3 separate regions of the Mus musculus genome follow, and regions 2 and 3 are each linked to region 1. A link is a loop called in an ENCODE intact Hi-C map of the cell type or tissue named here. Cell type or tissue: heart. All regions are shown on one strand. Region 1 overlaps Wdr61 (WD repeat domain 61). Region 2 holds the start of Ireb2 (iron responsive element binding protein 2). Region 3 holds the start of AY074887 (cDNA sequence AY074887).

Region 1 (4,000 bases):
GGAGTAGTTTCCCCTTAGATAGAGGACTCTGGGGAGGGGAGTAGTTTCCCCTTAGATAGAGGACTCTCTTAATACCAGTCCTATAGTAGTTAGCCACGCTGTTAGGTAGCAAGCTTCACGTCATTGAACACTAAGCAGAGAGTGAGTTCCTTTTATTTCAAGTACCATGTGGTATGGTGCGTTACAGACGTGCCTGAGAAACTTTCATAGACGCATGGGTTAGTCTCTGGGAAGCCTGAAGAAGGACCTTTAAATCCAGCCCCGATAACTGGAAATTTTCCTAAAGAGAGAGATGGCATAGAGGCCTCTTGGGATTCTCTTGGTTCTGAAATTACCTGTCATGAGACATGTCTTAGTAGTAGGAACTGTGTATTTACCTACGCTTCCGTCAGCTGCTCTAAGCCTCTCTCTTCTAGCCAGAAGAACGGAGCTAGTAAGAGTGCCTACTAAACGGCGTTAAGGAAGGTTCAGTGAGCTAATCTGTATAATAGTTAAAATAGGATCTGATGCAGTACGTCCTCAAAGGTTCAGCCTGATGGAACTGCACACCCTATTTTGAGGGTAGCTTTTTAAAAGTTGACTCCCTATAAACCTTCTTACTTGTAAAATTGTCGTTTTTCTCTATTGCCAAGTGTGAGGTTCGTATGGGCAGAGAGGAGGCAGTATCACTAAGAGGGCTGGTCTTCATGCAGTTTGTGTCTCAACTTGTTTGAGCCAAATTGTCAGGAGAGCTTTCTAGTCTGGGCAAGGTCCTGTTCTTGAGTCACAAATCAGTAACAGTCACAAGTCAGCACACCTGATTAAGATCTCTTAGGCCAGGACTATTTAGAAATCATGTGTCTGTCTGAGTTTCTGTTCTTGGTAAACATTTGTTAGTCTTTGGTTTGCATATTTGAAGCAGGTAGCATGAGCCCAGATGTCTGAGCTGTATGTACGGCCTGTTAAGTGAGGATGGAACTGAGGGGCTGTGAACATGGATTAGAAGACAATTCACACTCTTATATTTGTTAATTTCTAGTTGAAATTTAGCATATTCTCCCATTATGTTATATTCTCACATAACAAGTATTAAATATGACTTTGTTAACGGCTTTAGCGATCACAGGTGTTTTCATATCAGAATGTTGTGATGGGATTGTTGTTTGTTTTGAGACAGGGTCTTGCCAGAAAGCCAGGCTTAGTACCTCCAAACAATTAGGATTACGGAACTGCTGGCAGGATGTTGTTTATGTCCTGAGGTTGCGGCATCTTTTAGACTTGCTGATTCTTATAGAATGTGATGATAAGGAGCCATGTGTGTTTTGCTCTCATAAGTTTGGTTTTCATGTTTTGACAAGATTGTTTTCCACATAGAGCCTATGCCTAGATTCTGTTTGTGAATTTTCATACTCGATTATATTTATTTATAATTTTAGAAGATGTGCAGGGTGTTGAATCTTTTGAGTCACGTGATGCCCAGTTCTGAGTTCGCTTCTGCCTTGTTTCTGCTCTCACTCTATGAGAAAGTGTCTTTTCTCTGGGGTTTAGTGCCATGCCTTCTCATTTTTGTGTTTTGGTTGCTTGTTTGGTTTTGGTAGTGAGCCCGTGGTGAAGGTAACCCTCTGGCATGGTGCCGGAGTGATAGCCCATGTTCTTGCCCAGTGCAAGAAAGCTGTAATGAGTCTTAGAGAGAAAAATAAGTATTTTAGATAAGCCCTGTTTAGGTTGAGTTCAGTATTAGTGAATTACTAATGTATGGTCAAACAGAGTCATATGCAAACAAAACAAAGCAAAACCATAGCATGTGATTACATATTGAGCACTTGACAAAAATGTGTCCCAGAGGCTTTCAGTGGCCTACCTCTGAGTCTCCAGAGGAATGGTCTGATACTGCCCACTAGTGGTAACTTTATAGAACATAGTTACCACAGAGAGTGAGCACATACTAGGTTTTCTTTCTAATGCTGTGTATTTTATGTATTTGAAAACAACCAGAGAGAAGGTTTAAGTTTTGCAAGTCTGTTAGCTAAGTGGTGTGCAAAACATACCAAGGCCTTGGGCACGTAAAGGCACTTACTGTCACGCCTAACACCTACCTGGGGAAGAACTGAGTTCCACAAATTGTCCCTTGACAATTTGTGCAGGTGAATACACGAATGCACACATATCCATAAACTCAATGTATGGGCGTATGTGTGTGTGGATGTTTAATAAATCTAAGGTTAATAAAATTTAAAAAGCTTAATATAATTAAGAACTTTAATGAAATTAAATCAGTTCATAAAATATGTTGAGCCTGTTCATAAAATATGTTAGTCTTTGAAAACTGTCACCAGTTTGTTACCTTGCAGCCTTATTTACATATCTGTAGGTCTCGAAAGGCAGTTTTTGATTGAGACCCCTGTGTGTGTTCTTGCATGTAAGAATGTTACTGTCTTGGACTCCCTTGTTTGCTTTCTAAGATGAAGAAAATTTAAAATGAAGATGGCCTGTAATTCTGTCTCTTAGAAGGAGAAGGGAACACATACTGGTCACCCTCTTCAGATTTGGGGAAATAATCCATGGATGGAGGCAGTGTGTATTTCTTGACCCCCTGGGAGAAAGATCACACACCACCACATGATAGGACTGTGATGGGGCCTGCAGGGACTGATCCATAGAGAGGTATCAGAATCTTATAACGGTGTCACCATGGTGCAGAGGAACCTGTGCAGCCTCCTTGTGCTGAACACATCATCTTACTGACGGAAACCCTGGTGTTGTTTCCACAGAACTGTCTGGCCTTTAGCGCTTCATCCTTGGTTAAGGAAATGACCAACCAGGTAAGGTCTGCAGTGAGAGGGAAAGCTTCAGTTAGTTACTGGCAAATTCAGACTTAATAGATTGCCTGAGTGTGTGGTTAGGGAAATGATTTTTTAATTCTTGCCCGGTTCCTAGATGCCTAGGTGACTTTGGGTACCTCCTCATCATAGGGTTAGGTGGCATTTGAAAGTGCACCACACTAAGATTACTTCATGCTGTTGCCACATTTTAGAGGGGGACTGAGGAGGTTTAAAAGAATTTATAGATAAAAGTAAAGTCAGTAGGAGGTAGGACAGTCAATAAGCACCTATAGGATTACAGACAACGGTATGGACTGTGTTGTCTCATACAACTGTAAAAATTAGATTTCAAACAGGACTCAGCTTCCTCCTAGGTCTGAGGTGAAGAAAGTGTAACTGGTCTTAGATTGGTGAGGGTGGGGCACACCTGTGGGGGCAACACTTAGGGGAGTGGAGCGGGAAGTTTTGTGTAAGCCTTGGCTACAGAGTTTGAAGCCAACCCCAGCTACCTAGAAAGCCCCTCACCTCAAAGACAGAATGAAGAACTGATTTTTCTCTGGTGTAGCTATACAAGGGTGTTATGAGTAGGTACCAAGGATGTGTAGGATGGTCAGGGAGGGGGCATAGGGAGTAGCTGCTGCTGCTGTAGTGAACTGTCTCACTTGGGGGGGGGGGGGTTCGAGATAACTGAGATCTATCACTGACTGACTTCTCTTCTTTTGTAGTACAGTATTCTCTTCAAGCAAGAGCAAGGTAAGCAGCCTACCTCTTCAAGCAAATTCTTTTGTGAAAAAAATGTATCCTGGTTTCTTTAAGATTTTATCACACCAACCTGACACACAGATCCTAGATACATTAACTTTGCATTGGCCATGGCAGCCAAAAGCAAATATACTCAGTGAAAAAGTAAATAGCTATTTTGGGTCTGGTGGAGCAAGCCTGTAATACAAGCTGCCTAGGAAGTAAGTAGGGTCGTGAGTTCAAGCCAATCTAGTCTTAATGTAAAAAGTGAAAAGGCTAGAGATATGGCTTGATGGTAAAGCACTTGCCTCACATGCACAGGGCCAATCCCAGTTTAAAAAAAAAAAAAATATATATATATATATACACACACACATACATACACATATATATATATATATATATATATATACATACATACACACACATATATACATACACACATACATAGATACATA
Region 2 (4,000 bases), 130 kb before region 1:
ATGATAAATATTTTTAAAGAATAATCAGAGGCTCTAAGCAGTAGCGGTCCCTGCCTTTGATCTTAGCACTTGGAAGGCAATAACAGATAGATCTTTGAGTATGAGACCAGCCTGGTCTACAGAGTGGATGACAGGACAGTCACATTCTACAGAGAAACCCTGTCCTGAAAAAAACAAAAACAAAACAATAACCAGAGGCACTGACCATTGAAAAAGTTAACACACACATTCAGTCACTATAGATTATGATGTTCTCTTTTAAAAATAAGATTAGCTTCTGGGGGGAGGGGAGGAGAGGCAGCATCTAATTAACTAAAAGTTTAAAGAAGAAATCGAGGTATGGTTTCTATTGTTCTCAACCAAAAGTCCCAAAGGAAGTTTTATAAAATGTCTTCTGCTCACCTTGACCAATGCACTGTAACTACTAGAAACTAAGCCCACGAAAAACGTAAAGCAACATTACCATACTTGGTGCCGCCAAGTTTAGGTACATTGAAGAACTTCTTCTGTGAATTGCCATTTAATGTTTCAATAAGGTACTCAAAGGTGTATCCTGGAGAAGAAAAAGAACAAATGCCTTTCATTAAATACATTCCATCAAATACATTAAGTACATTAACTACAGTTACCAAGAACCTTATTCAAAGAGAAAACACCCAAACTTTTGCTCAGCAGAACTCTGTGTGTGATGGAAAGCTGATGGGAATATTGCACATTTGCATTACCCTGCGGGGCAGCTACGAGGGCCACCTTGAACCATGGAGGCAGTGATGGAGGTGCTGACTGTCCCATACCACAGACACAAGACTCGTCTCCACGGGACTGCAAGGGGACAATTCTAAACCTCGACTCTTGTCAAACAGAAACTAGTGAGACAGACAGCTTTCTACCTTGCCTGTTGACACAGGGTGTTGTCACTGTATCCCAGAGTGGACTTAACCTCACTGGGCAACCCAGGAGAGCCTGCAAGTAGAGGCAATAATCGCCCATTCTGTCTCCTGAATGCTGGGATTACAGCATTACCCACCCAATGGCTTTTCAATCTTAGAAATGTTAAATGTCTGCAAAGAGACCATAAGAATGGTTTAAATGATGTACAAGCATTCAGAAATCGTGCCCTGAACATGCTTAAGTACAGAGATAATGCTTTGACAAAACCATTGTTAGAGGTTCAAAAGGCAATTAAAAATCCAACAACAGAACACTAAAGATGATTTTTAAAGTGACCATCAAAATATCTAGGTAAACTGGCACATTAGATTCTACTAAGAGATATACCCTTAATGGTTATGCACTAATTGAATATGCCCCCACTCTCAGTGTTGTGAGAAAGGGTGAGGTAGATAAAAATTCATTATGCGGCCTCATTACTTGGATGGGTGAGACCCTTAAACATTGCTCTAAGATCTTCTTCCAAAACCAGAAAAGACAAGCACAGTCCATTCAGAAAGAACAGTGTTTTTCTTTTGTGGAGGGAGGTGGATGGGGGAGGAGACTGCAACAAATGATCTGGGAACCGGCTAACGTTCAGCCTCGACAGCCCCTCCACTTCCAGGAGCAAAGAAAGGGAGATCCCAGGATGCTGGGTAGAAGGATCAGCCAGCAGAGTGAAAGCCAAACAAGGGAGCCAGGTCTTCCGACACTCAATGCTCACAAAAGGGGGGCGGGCAGAGAAAGACGTGGGCTTGTCCCTGCCCCAGCAGTTCCTCCTGGGGGCCTGGAGGCTGCAGCCAACAAGCAGCGGGCCCCGGCCAGGGGCGGAATTAGCGCTCCGCTGAAGAGCGGGACGCGCGGGCGGGGACGCCCGGCCTTCGCGGCCTCCGCCCCGAGGGGAGAGAACGACCAAGCCCTGAGGGCCCGACCGCCCCCCCGGGTGACCGTAAGCAGAGCACAGCGAGGGCCACGGATGTACAGCAGCGCACGCCACCAGCCGCCAACGCTAAGGCGGCGGCCGGGAACTGACCTGCACTTGGGGAGTCCATCGCCGGAGACCATATTATCCCTGCGGGGAGGGGGCCAGCGGGGGAAGGAGGGGGAGGCCAGGCCGGGAAGAGAGGGAGGAAGACGGGCGGACGGGCAGGGGAAAGGAGGAAGGAAGCAGTCTCGCGCAGGCACCGCGAGAGCCGCAGAGCTGGCCCGGGGTCCGCGCTCGCGGGATTTGCCGGCTAACTCTCGCGAGATCCTCGGACCGGCGAAACAAAGAAAGAGCGGGGCGGAGCCAGCGGGTAGGCGGGTCTCTGCGCAGCCTCTGTTGTTCTCCAGAGCTGGAGGTGGGGGGGCGGAACCCTGGGAGGTTAGTAACTTTGACAACGGGACGCCATAGGTTCCGTTACTTTCTTGTGGGCCCAAAAGTATACCGTGAGGTTTTGAGGTCCCGCGATGTCTGCAGGACTGTCTTGTAGGAAAGAGCCAGGATTGGGACTCAAGTTCTCCCTGCATGGTAAAGCCTTGTGTTAAGCCGTGATGTAATGAGGCGCCCACTCGTGCATTCTCAAGAGAACAAGGCCGGGTTAATGGGACACATAGGCAATCGACTAATTGAATGAATTAAAATGTCCATACTTTCCTATAACTTCAACCTTTCTCTTCCCAGGAGCAGTTAAACGTGATGGTGTCCTAAGTTTCTCTCTGGCCCCGCCAGGGAGAGTCCTTATGTCTTCCCTGTCTTGTCTTTTGGTTAGCGGACTCTTTGGAGTTGTCTGGTTTGCCCTTTTCTTCCCCACTCCTATCCCTTCTCAGACTGGTTTCCACTTCCAAAAATGCCTGTGATAAAGGTAGGCATAACTATTTGCTAATACCCCAGCTCTTGCTTTAACTGTTTGTTTAGTATGTTTGCTAAGACAAACTGTATTAGCTTCCATAATTCCAAAACTATTCTGTACTTCCTGGCCTCCAAGCCTGCTTCATCCCAGTCTCCTCTACCAGGGCCTTTCTCTGCCCAGCTATTAAGTGTACTGTCATTAACTCTATCTCGTGACATGAGCTTTGCACCAGATTTCATTTCCTCTGGCTCATTCATCTGTCTATTGGCTCCAGCTATCCGTTCATAAGCTGATGCTCTCTAGCCTACCTACAACTCAAACCCATCTCCTAAGCTTAGAGGAATATATCCTAACGCTTGTTACCACAGGCATCTCCTATGCAAAACCACCACCACAACCACTGCCACCCAAGCCAGTGACTGAGTCCTTATGTGTCTGTCACCTACACCAGCGAATGCCACCGCCTAAGCACATACCAGCACGCTATCCTTGGCTCCTCTCTTCCATTACTGTTTAGAAGTCCACTTGATCCACTGGCTTCCTGACCTTAACAACTGTGACAGTCTTCTCAGAAAGTCTCAAGGGCATGACTATTCTCGAAATCATCTCCATGAAACTGAAACAAACTAGGAAGGACACAGTAACCAAACTCACATACCAAGAAACTGAGTCTGGATTTGCGATGCATTCAGATGGAAGCAAGAGCTCACGTATAACTTCATTGTTCACGAGGCTGAACTGAATAGTTCTGCTTCTCTTGAAACAACACTCCTGTACACCGTTGGCTAACCCTTACTCACTCTTTCAAGACTTGGGCTTTTCTTTTTATGTTTTAAAGATTTATTTATATGTGTATCTCAATGTTAGTGTATGTCATGTGTGTGCAGGTGCCCAAGGAGGCCAGAAGAGGGTGTTGAATCATCCTAATTACCAACCTATCTCTCAAATCTCATGGTTTTCACTAGTTTGAGCTTTTGAAAATTCGTTTGTTGTGGTTCTGGGGGTTGAACTGAAGTCTTCTACAAGAGCACAAATGGCCTTAATTGCTAAGCAATCTCTCCATCCCCCCAGGACAGTCTCTCATACAACCACACTACAACAGTTAAATTCAAGAAATTTAGCACTAGCTGGGCGTGGTGGTACATGCCTTTAATCCCAGCACTCAGGAGGCAGAGGCAGGTGGATTTCTGAGTTTGAGGACAGCCTGGTTTACAAAGTGAGTTCCAGGACAGCCAGGG
Region 3 (4,000 bases), 220 kb before region 1:
TTGATTCCCATAACCACTCTGATCCTCAAGAAGTTAGATAATAGGTGTAGCACCTTGTATCCATGGACTTTAGATTTTAAACCAAACCTGTGTGGCCAGAAAATACATACATACTTTTATCACTGCACAGTGCTATTTTGCACCAAGTGTTTATCTTTGCATTTCAAGTGAATTATACACATAATGAACTGAGATATAATGGGCTGCAAGGAGATGTCAAGCAAAATAAAGCAAATACACAGATTTTTACAAGAAAAATAATAAAACTGCTCATTTCAGTTCTATCACTTCACATAGAAGATCCCTCCTTAAATATGCAAATCCTGAGTACGCTGTCAAGTGCAATAGTTCAAGCTCTTCCCCATGATCGCACTTACTCATTAAGTTTATAAATTTTCTCAGAAAAGAAGACTTCATCAAGAAGCTTGTGGATGTTGCGCCTCTCCGCTGCAAGCAAAACTCCATCATTGGCTAAAATCCCCAAACAGGTGCCTGCATGTCCAATGGCTTCCATGGCATACTCCACTTGGTATAAGCGACCTACAAAACAGTGAGACACCACGGTTCCTCTCGCTCTTGCACCACTCATCTGAGAGAAATCAGCAATGACACAGGTAGGCTGGCATCAACAGCCCTGCATTTACTCGCCCACAATGCATGGCGTAATGAACCTGGTGACAAGTTATCTCCAAGAACCAAAGGAATGAAGTCAACTCCAAAATGTGTGTAGCTAAACGTCACACTAGACCCCAACACTAAAAATATACTACTTAAAGCAACAACCACAACAAAATGCCCCAACCTTCTTTGGAGCAGGTTAAATCTTCTAATTTACCTTCTGGAGAAAATATTGTGGTCCTGGAGTCATATCTTCGAGACTGCAAAGGAAAAACAGAGATGATGCCTGTTCACTGACATACGCCAACTTCCGGATGTCCATGCATTGGATACAATGACACCCTGGTGCTGAGTTCAGTGGAAAGAAGACGGAAGACCCCATTCAACTCCCTCTACCCCTTTGGTTTCATTTTCTTCCATGTCAGGCTGTGAGCTTCAAACAAGCCATAATGTTCCCAGGCAAAAGTTAAAGGAAACGTGTCATGAACTCACCATGGTTTCTGAACTTTATGTTGATTCCTGTGAAAAGAAAACAGGATCATTAATAACAAAACCCCCACAATTTTAAGAAGTGTCTTCCACTGTTAATACCACTTGATCCACACCATCACTCAGCTAACATGAACTGCACCACCACTGGGACCTATACAGATGCTGGGCCACCACAATAAAGGTAAACCATGGTGTCCTGAAAAGCTCAGAATCTAGCAGCCAGGTATGACAGACAAAGATTATAAAGCAACATGGAAGAGACATTCAGGGTGGGGAGGGAAAGCAGAATCGACAGCAAGTAAGATTTTAGGAAACCAATACAGATAATGAGAGTAAATTAGAGGTGGGAGAGGCAAAGGTAAGTTGAAAAGCCTCAAGTCAAAGAAAAAGAATTGTGAAGGGGTGAAGGAAGGGCATTCCAAGTAGAGCAGGCTGAGAAAGGTTAACAAAGTGGATAATTCACATGGTCCTAAATTTGGGGGTGTAGGGGTTAGGTGGTAAACCTGGTCCTTATTTCCGTTTCTTCGAAAGACAGCAATGGAAACTCTGCCTTAGTAGAAAAATGGCAGTTCAATTCCTATGTTGCCAAATGGGATATAAGGAAGGCATCGTGGCTGGAAAGCTAAGCAGACATTTGAAGGGTCTGCGCGCCCAGATGTTAGAAAACACCTTTATCTTACTTAAGACCGCTTCACCGACGGGCTGGATTCAAGGACCACGGGAAGTGACATTTTAGAAGAGTCGTCAGGCCTAAGGAGAGTTAACCTGCCAGGAGTCGGTTCCAACATGTAGGAGAAACAGAAAGGTGGCCCTGAGCACAGCAGCCAGGAGGCCACGGCGGGTTTCGGATTCGACTGTGAACACAGCTACCTCCACGCCTGGCGCCGGCGCTACAAGACTTGGACTTTCCCCCGCAGCGCCACTTTCCCGAATTGACTCTCTGGGCCGCAGCCGCCCCCACCCCTCGCACCGGCCCGGAGGGTCTCAGAGCCCAGGCGAGCCGTCAAGGCCCCGCGGGGATACCCGACGGCGGCCGGCGGGGACCAGTCCCTGGCAGGCCGGTCACCGAGGAGGCGGGTGCAAAGTCATCGTGCCCACGGCTCCTCGGTGGCGGCCGCGGGCCTGGGCCGTGGTCTCCACGCAGATGGCCCCCGCCCGGGAGACAGACACCTCGACTCCGCGGCCCCTAAAGGACTGAGCCTCACCAGAGGAAGACGGTGAGGGTGCAGATCAGCGCCTCTTTACTCAGCTGGAGAAGAACCAACCCGGATGGCCAAGCATCCGCGGCGAATATGGCTCCCGCGCGTGCGCAGGACTGCGAGGGGGCGGGGCGGGGCGGGAGGACGCGGAAGTTCTCCCAGTGCTGGGGCGGGCTCAGTCTGCCCACGTGGACTGTGCAGAAGCACAACCTCGGCTTTGGCTGCGGTCTGTATTAGAGGAGGACTGGAGGGAGGAGGGAAGCGTCTATACCGTGGAGAGTGGAACCAGATTCCTCCTACGCTTTGCACTCCACTTTCGTTTTCTCTTCTGTACCATTCTAATGGAGGCCAGAGTAGCAACTGTATAGACAAATCAAATCGTTTACTCTTCCAGTCTTGCCCCTTAACAGTTTTTCCTTTGTTCTTCCTCTTAGCCTCATTTTCTCCTTTCTCAGATCCAACTCTTTAATTGGGATAACTTTTGTTCTAAGTTTAAGACTTCTCTTCGCCGGGCAGTGGTGGTGCACGCCTTTAATCCCTGCACTTGGGAGGCTGAGGCAGGCGGATTTCTGAGTTCGAGGCCAGCATGGTCTACAGAGTGAGTTCCAGGACAGCCAGGGGTACACAGAGAAACCCTGTCTCGGACAAAAGAAAAAAAAAAAAAAAAAAAAAAAAAAAAAAAAAAAAACGAAAAAAAGACTTCTCTTCATCCATTTCTCCTTTCCAATCTTACCTAGTTTTTGTGCCTATGTTGGGGGTTGAAGAGCTAGTGGGTTGACTATGTACAGGGCCTTTGTCTTCTGTGTAGGCAAAACGGTTGGATCTGGGTTTCTTAAAGGGGGAAGCTTAGAAATTTAGTTGCATGTAGACGGGACCTGGCCTGTACTCAGGACCTGGTTTGCCCTGTAAATTCCAAGCCAGCCAGGGATATATAGTGAGACTGTTTTAAAAATGAGAGAGAGAGAGAAAAAAAGACCAAAAGGTAAAATATCCATACAATGCAGCATATATTTAATTTCAAACAGAAATTAGCAATATTTGCAATAGGAATTTAGTGGAGAATCTCTCTTAGCAAGAACAATCAAGAGAAACTTGCAGAGTTCCATTGTATAACAGGATAAACACTGATTTGGAATGAGACCCAAGTTCCAGCCCATTTTTCTGGTCCTGATTGGCCAAGTTAAATAAAAACCTCAAATATGAGTATCCTAAGTGTTTCACATGTGAATGATCTCATGTACTGCCCCCATGTGTGTGGGTGTGGGTGTGGGTGTGTAAAAACAAGGAAGGAAAGGCAGCAGGATGGGATTTTGTAGTGATTAGGAACAGGGGTAACAGCCCAAAGACCTAATTCAAGATCTAAGCCTGAGCTCCCTTCTAAAGCAATAAATCAGCTTTTCAAGGCTCTATTTCTTTATTTAAAAATGGAGATTAATCATCAGAATATCTTTGTGATTCTGTTCTGGATTAAATGAGGTAGTGCATGTAAAATAACATTCAATAATCATTGTAGTATAGTATATTCTACTGAAAAACTAATGAAGCAGGAAAGACAAAACCGCTCCAGATTTGTTAACCTAAAATCCTGATTTGTGAAAGCAGCAGGGCTCGATGGCTGACTGTGAGAAGGGCAAGCAGCGTGCCACACCAATATTTTGAGTGTGCGTAACCTGAAATATGATCCATTATTT

The links. Peaks named below come from ENCODE experiments on the same cell type or tissue, not always from the same donor. Only the 100,000 strongest peaks of a DNase experiment are listed, where the experiment ranks them.
Region 2: it touches region 1 in a loop (4-fold over the local background); 3 of 42 quality-filtered maps call a loop at or near these places.
Region 3: a loop joins it to region 1, with 4 times the contacts of the local background. A loop is called at or near these places in 6 of 42 quality-filtered maps.

The regions. Positions count from the first base shown.
Region 1 is chr9:54,730,188-54,734,187 of GRCm38, reverse strand. It overlaps Wdr61 (WD repeat domain 61), which reads left to right. Exons shown (of 11, transcript NM_023191.3): 2 at 2,751-2,801; 3 at 3,527-3,554. The coding sequence starts at 2,790. Among named protein-coding and RNA genes, the nearest start is that of Wdr61, 2.4 kb to the left of the region's middle. In heart, a CTCF peak has its summit at 1,873 (motif pointing left); no DNase peak of the experiment used is centred here; H3K4me3 peaks cover 1,056 bases; H3K27ac peaks cover 568 bases.
Region 2 is chr9:54,861,860-54,865,859 of GRCm38, reverse strand. Ireb2 (iron responsive element binding protein 2) reads right to left here and starts at 2,105. Exons shown (of 22, transcript NM_022655.3): 1 at 1,964-2,105; 2 at 464-553. The coding sequence starts at 1,982. In heart, a CTCF peak has its summit at 1,953; a DNase peak (open chromatin) is centred at 2,169; H3K4me3 peaks cover 2,313 bases; H3K27ac peaks cover 1,760 bases.
Region 3 is chr9:54,949,219-54,953,218 of GRCm38, reverse strand. It overlaps Hykk (hydroxylysine kinase 1), which reads right to left. Exons shown (of 5, transcript NM_177351.4): 5 at 3,295-4,000. It overlaps AY074887 (cDNA sequence AY074887), which reads left to right and starts at 2,265. Exons shown (of 1, transcript NM_145229.2): 1 at 2,265-2,975. The coding sequence starts at 2,380. The coding sequence ends at 2,778. It overlaps Psma4 (proteasome subunit alpha 4), which reads right to left and starts at 2,360. Exons shown (of 9, transcript NM_011966.3): 1 at 2,316-2,360; 2 at 1,111-1,137; 3 at 836-878; 4 at 378-540. The coding sequence starts at 1,113. In heart, no CTCF peak of the experiment used is centred here; DNase peaks (open chromatin) are centred at 2,458 and 3,578; H3K4me3 peaks cover 1,930 bases; H3K27ac peaks cover 1,607 bases.